Linked DNA regions of Homo sapiens: region 2 is linked to region 1. A link is a contact called in ENCODE Hi-C or POLR2A ChIA-PET data. All regions are on one chromosome and are shown on one strand. The core of a region is the stretch at or near the end of the contact, and the rest is flanking DNA. Distances in the headings are between cores, read along the strand shown. Region 1 has its middle 52 kb from the start of FTCDNL1. Region 2 overlaps FTCDNL1 (formiminotransferase cyclodeaminase N-terminal like).

The links. A loop is a pair of places that touch in the nucleus more often than their neighbours do. ChIA-PET counts read pairs that join two places held with the same protein, here RNA polymerase II (POLR2A). Pooled maps may share reads with other maps.
Region 2: a loop to region 1 is called in a map of dorsolateral prefrontal cortex, with 2.5 times the contacts of the local background. The contact joins two enhancer-like sites. A Hi-C loop is called at or near these places in 3 of 168 maps with a recorded cell type or tissue (Calu3, dorsolateral prefrontal cortex and posterior cingulate gyrus) and 3 of 50 pooled maps. POLR2A ChIA-PET finds 5 or more read pairs at or near these places in 3 of 52 experiments (H1, HEK293T and activated CD4-positive, alpha-beta T cell).

The regions. Positions count from the first base shown.
Region 1 is chr2:199,797,778-199,800,477 of GRCh38, reverse strand. It overlaps a transcript of FTCDNL1 not described here. Among named protein-coding and RNA genes, the nearest start is that of FTCDNL1, 52 kb to the left of the region's middle. Within about 2 kb of position 1,382, at least 4 of the 41 ENCODE cell types and tissues checked have a DNase peak (open chromatin) inside an H3K27ac peak, as active enhancers do; they include dorsolateral prefrontal cortex, where a contact is called at or near this core.
Region 2 is chr2:199,832,481-199,835,180 of GRCh38, reverse strand. The region is part of intron 3 of FTCDNL1 (formiminotransferase cyclodeaminase N-terminal like); the gene reads left to right. Among named protein-coding and RNA genes, the nearest start is that of FTCDNL1, 17 kb to the left of the region's middle. Within about 2 kb of position 1,425, at least 2 of the 41 ENCODE cell types and tissues checked have a DNase peak (open chromatin) inside an H3K27ac peak, as active enhancers do; they include dorsolateral prefrontal cortex, where a contact is called at or near this core.

The sequences.
Region 1 (2,700 bases), core at 133-2,632:
TTGGGTTATTTTTTAATGATGGTACTCAAAATGGTGTAAGCTTCCAGCTTCACAGGACCTGGACCTGGCCGTGTGCTGAGTACATGCCAAGCATTTGGCACATCTATTACTTTATTTAATTCTCACAACAGCCCTCTGAGAGCAATATTATTCCCACTCTACAGGTACAGAAACGGAGGCTCAGAGAAGTTAAGTAACTTCCTTGAGGTCATATATCTTGTAAGTTTCAGGACCAGGTTTCTGTATAGGTTTGTCCTTTCTGAAGTCTATTCTTTTACCCTTTGCTCTCCAGTTCCTAGAGTGACAATGTCATTTCCTCAGAAAAGTCTCCTAAGATCACCAGGGTAGGTTACATGCTCCGTTATGCCTGTCCTTTCTTTCCTAGCTCACATCACAATTAACTAATTACTAAAGTGATTATACTGTGATTATTATATAATCACAGTGTTTTATTATACTGTGATTAAAAGTGATTATCCTGTAACCTCCATGGAGGAAGCTGTCTGTTTTACCTACAGCATGGAAACTCTGGGTATTCAGTGAATAATGCATTTAGATCTACTAATTTTCAGAGGCACCTTAGAGCAGCTTCTTGCCTCAAGCACTTTCTTTCTCACCTTTCCTTCTGCTCAGCAAAGGAAGGGTCTGGGAATGGCAAAACATTCAGGCTCAGAATTAACACCCAAGAGTATTAGGGTTGTGCAGCTGATAATGTAGAGATGTTATCATTTATACATTCACACCTTCATATGGATTGCCTGGTACCAATTTCAGGTACCAGATATCTATGGGGCTGGGATATTCATGCCAAAAGGGTATCTGTTACATAGTTTTATATTTTTGTAAACTGAGTCATCTTAAAATGGGAGAGCACCTGTGTTCAATTTTCCCTGGAATGAGCTGCTAAATTCTCTTGTACTCTTCACTTCGGATGAGGTTTTCTGGATGACACCATCTGGGAAATGTCACTTTGATTAAAGTAAATATGCAGCATAGTTAACACTGGGAGCCTATTTGAATTTCTCTAAGTAGCCACATCTACAGAAGCAGAAGGCAGCCGGCTCTTTGGGCTGGGAGAACTTGAGAGAGATGCATTCCACGGTTTGGTGTCAGTCGAGTGGCAGTGTGTGGCCAACTAAGCTCTGAAGGATTTTGTGTATTTTCCTTTTCTTACCATTGGGCTATTTTTTTTCTTTTCCAGTTTATTTTGACACGAAGAAGAAAATATATAAAAATAAAAAACTCAGCTTTACGATTGCCAAGTTTTTCTTTCAAACTAAGAAAAGAAACCAGTTGTTGAAAAATATGATGAATGGCATCCTTTGTTTTATTTTCAGCGTAGCACATGAGGGCACTGCCATTGGAAAGGGGCCAAATTCCCCAGGCAGGAGGGAACCCTGGGCTGAAAGGCGGCCTAGTGATTTTGGAGGCTGGTGTGTCAGGATTTCCTTTCAGCTGTTACAAATATCTCTCTTCTTTCCACAAGATTTCCTCACAGACTCACCCCCCTCCCATTCTTCAGGCATTCCTTGTGTTTTCAACACTTGCTACTGATGAGGATGTCATCTATTTGTAAGAAAACGCCATTGGTACAATGTGGGGCTTTCAGCATTTACATTGTGGTTTTCCCGACTTCCACAGCTATTGACTTATTTGGCTGTGGGATCATGTATGGTTGAGGGCAACAGTCAGTAGTTGACGTGTAAGCAATCCATAAGATTGTTAGCATGATTCCTGCTCATTGTTGTCTTGTCACCAAGTGGTTTGGGAGAACCAAGGGGAGAGAGAGTCTAACTTTCTTGTTCTGAAAGTCAACCTCAGGGCCCTTCTGATCTCTCTGTGCCGCTCACGTGGTGGAATGAAGAGGAAGGGATGGATGAGAAGAAGGGTCATGCTACTCTTTCAAGGAAGTGAGGGAAATGTCTCAGATGCCTTGAGCTCATCCTCATGTGTCCCATGAAGTGAAATCTAAAATTGCTCTGAGGACGTAGGTGAACTGTACCTCCACAGAACCTGTAGCACTTTCCCAATTTGGAAGCTCCTTCTGAAAACTTTATGCACTTTGGCTGGGGTATTTAACTCATTTATTATAACTTTTGTTTGCCAGGGTGTTTTTCTCACTAGACTGAGATCTTTGAGAACAGGGCTGTTTTATTCCACTTGGTAATTCCAATACCTGGTCTCAGAAAACCTTTGCTAAATAAATTAATGTACCAATAGCTGAATTCCAAGCCCTGGTGTTGAGTCAGAACTAGATAACTCTCTAGGTATAGTTGGTTTAATCATTTATCAAGTGACTTCAGGTTCTGTTGCATCAAGTTGAGTTACATTTATAAGGGACAGTTAAAGGAAAAAGCTGTTCTGAACTTCTAGGGAACAGAAAGTCTGGCTCAACTTATGTGTGAGGCTGGGGAAAGAGGGTAGAGACATCACAATTCCTCATAAAGACAGACATCAAATGACTCGAGAATGCAAACACCTGACTTACTTCCTGCAGAAACGCCAGTGGGAAAAAGTGTGAGTTGGAGCTCCTCATGCCTCTTCCTGTTGTCTTTACTCTTAAATTCAGGCTGTCTTTTAAATGCCCCATGATCTACTTGTAAACTCTTTAAGCAAAAACGATGCCAGGTTCTGTTCTGTGGCTACCAGATTGGAGCTTTTCTCTCCCGGCTTCATTCAGTTAATTGAGCTGTGCTGGAA
Region 2 (2,700 bases), core at 176-2,675, 35 kb before region 1:
TTTAGAGACAGGAACTTGCCTGTTGCCCAGGCTGGAGTGCAGTAGTGCAATCCTAGCTCACTGCAGCCTTGACCTCCTGGGCTCAAGTGATTCTTCTGCTTCAGACTCCTGAATAGCTAGGACTACAGGCATGTATCACCATGTCCAGCTAATCTTTAAATTTTTTTTTTGTAGAGACAGGGTCTTGCTATGTTGCCCAGGCTGGTCTGGAACTCCTGGCCTCAAGTGATCCTCCTGCCTTGGCTTCCTAAAGCTCTGGGATTATAGGCATGAGCCACCACACAGCTAGAATTTCTGACAATCGAAAGCAGAGGCTTTGGGAAAGCATTGCACAAAGTTTATATAACGTAGCAACGAAATTAGAAAGAGAGTAGAGAAAGAAGAAGGTCACTTCACTCCCTCCCCTCAGGGAAATAAGAGTATTGGGGTAGGTTTAAGAGGAGAGCGTGACAAATAATACACGTCTTCCTTTCCCACATTTGGAACCAGTCCCACAGAAGAGAAAGGCAGATGAGAAATGGAGACTACAATAACTTTATTACTGATCAAACTAGTATTGGCGGCTGGGACTACCCCACCAGAGAATTAGACTAACCCAGCCAGTCACAGGCAGTACCGGGCAGCCAAGGCCTGAGGCTGGACAGCTTTATGGTGAGGAGGAGTGGCCTGTAATGTGTGTTTCCTGCTGAAAACCAGCTCCTAAGAAGGAAGAGGGAGGCAGGGTGGGCCTGTGCACATCCAGTTTCTTTCCCAAACTTCCCATCAGAGAATGAAAGTTAGGAGGGAGCGAGGCTGGTGTTTTAGTTTACTAGGGCTGTAGTAACAAAGTACCACAGTCTGGGTGGCTTAAACCACAGAGATTTATTGTCTCACAATCCTGGAGGCTAGAAGTCCGCGATCAGGGTGGCAGCAGGGTTGGTTCCTTCTGAGAGGTGTGAGGGAGAACCTGTCCCATCTTGGCTTGCACTTGACCTTCCTCATGGTCACGTGGCATTCTTTCTGTATATTGTCTGTGTCCCAATTTCCCCTTTTTATGAGGACCCCAGTCATATTGGATTAGGGACCCAACCTACTGTAGTATGACCTCATCTTAACTCATTACATCTGCAATGACCCTATTCCAGAATAAGGTCATATTCTGAGGTACTGGGAGCCAGGACTTCAACATATGCATTTTTGGAGAACGCAATTCAGCCTGTAACAGACAGCAAGATGAGCAGAGCTCTCTCCATGTGGAAGAAAACATCAGTAATGGGCAGAAAGCATTTTTCTCCAAAACATAGTTGAAAGAGGTTGGAGAAGGGTGTGTGGAAATGGTCGTTATCTGAAAGGTGGGGATATGAAAAGGGGGAGGGCAGGACTTGACTCCTTTGGCAGGCAAATGGTGAGAGGTAGTGCCAGCTTTGAGACCACTGAGAGATTATTGTGTGTTGTCTGTGGCCAGCAGCCAAGAAGAGGCTTGAGAGCTGAACACACACAAGGAAAGCAAAGTAACTCATGCAAAGCATTTGTTTGTCCTTCTGAGGAGCACCAAATAGGTGGAAGAGCCAAGTTAACTCTTTGTTGCTGTGGGGAGTAGGCTTAATGCTGAAGGCTATTTATACATTGCTGATATGTTATCCAGCAGAAGGATTCCTGGCCATCCCCAAGGCTTTGCCATGACCCATCTGAACTACTCTTTGGGGAACCTTTAGCATCTCTATAGCTTCTCTGAAAGAGAGTGAGAGGTCCTTAACAAACGGGGAGCAATATATGCAAGTGAAAGGTCAATACCAATTCCACCCACTCAGGGTGTATATGTGTAGATCTGCCTGTCAGTCTCTGATCAGCATGAACTAACCAATAACATCACATTCCACTGTGGTTAGACAGGGAAGCAAGATGGGAAGTGGGCAGGATAAGAATTTGAAACTGGACACACTGGCTCATGCCTGTAATCCCAGCACTTTGGGAGGTCGAGGCAGGTGGATTGCTTGAGCTCAGGAGTTCCAGACCAGCTTGGGCAACACTGTGAGACTTCATCTTTACAAGGAATTTTAAAAAAATTAGCCAGGTGTGGTGCTGTGTACCTCTAATCTCAGCTACTTGGGAGGCTGAGGTGGGAGGATTGCTTGAGTCTGGAAGGCAAGGCTGCAGTGAGCTGTGATGGTGCCACTGGACTCCAGCCTGGGAAACAGAGGAAGACCCTGTCTTAAAAAAAAAAAAAAAAATTAGGGAGCTGAACAATCTGAGTTCAAATCCCACGTCTGCTACTTGTTTGCCAACTGGCTTGAGAAAATTTTTTAGTCTCTTCTTTTTCAGTCTCTAAGAGTTTTTGTATCTGTAAAATGGGAGAATAGTGTCATCCTATCAGGATGGTTATGATAATCGATGACTGTGTAAAGCCCCAGGTCCTCTGCCTCCTACCGGCTGTCATTATTTTTAGTGATTCTCCATTGCCTTGTGGAGGGGGTACAGAGCAGTTGGAGCCCAGGAGAGTCTCTTTCACCATAAAGAGAGTGGATCCCCCTTTTCTGTTTTATATATCAAGATTCCAAATAAGGTACCTTCTGAGAAAAGGGATTGCACAGCAAGATGTTAGAAAATCACTTGAGCAAGAGATGTCTGAAGTGCTTTCAGCTCTGAAATTTAAGTTCTATAGCAGACAGCTTCTCCTTCATCAGTTCTTCATTTGCAAAATGATATTCAGTACCTATTTCA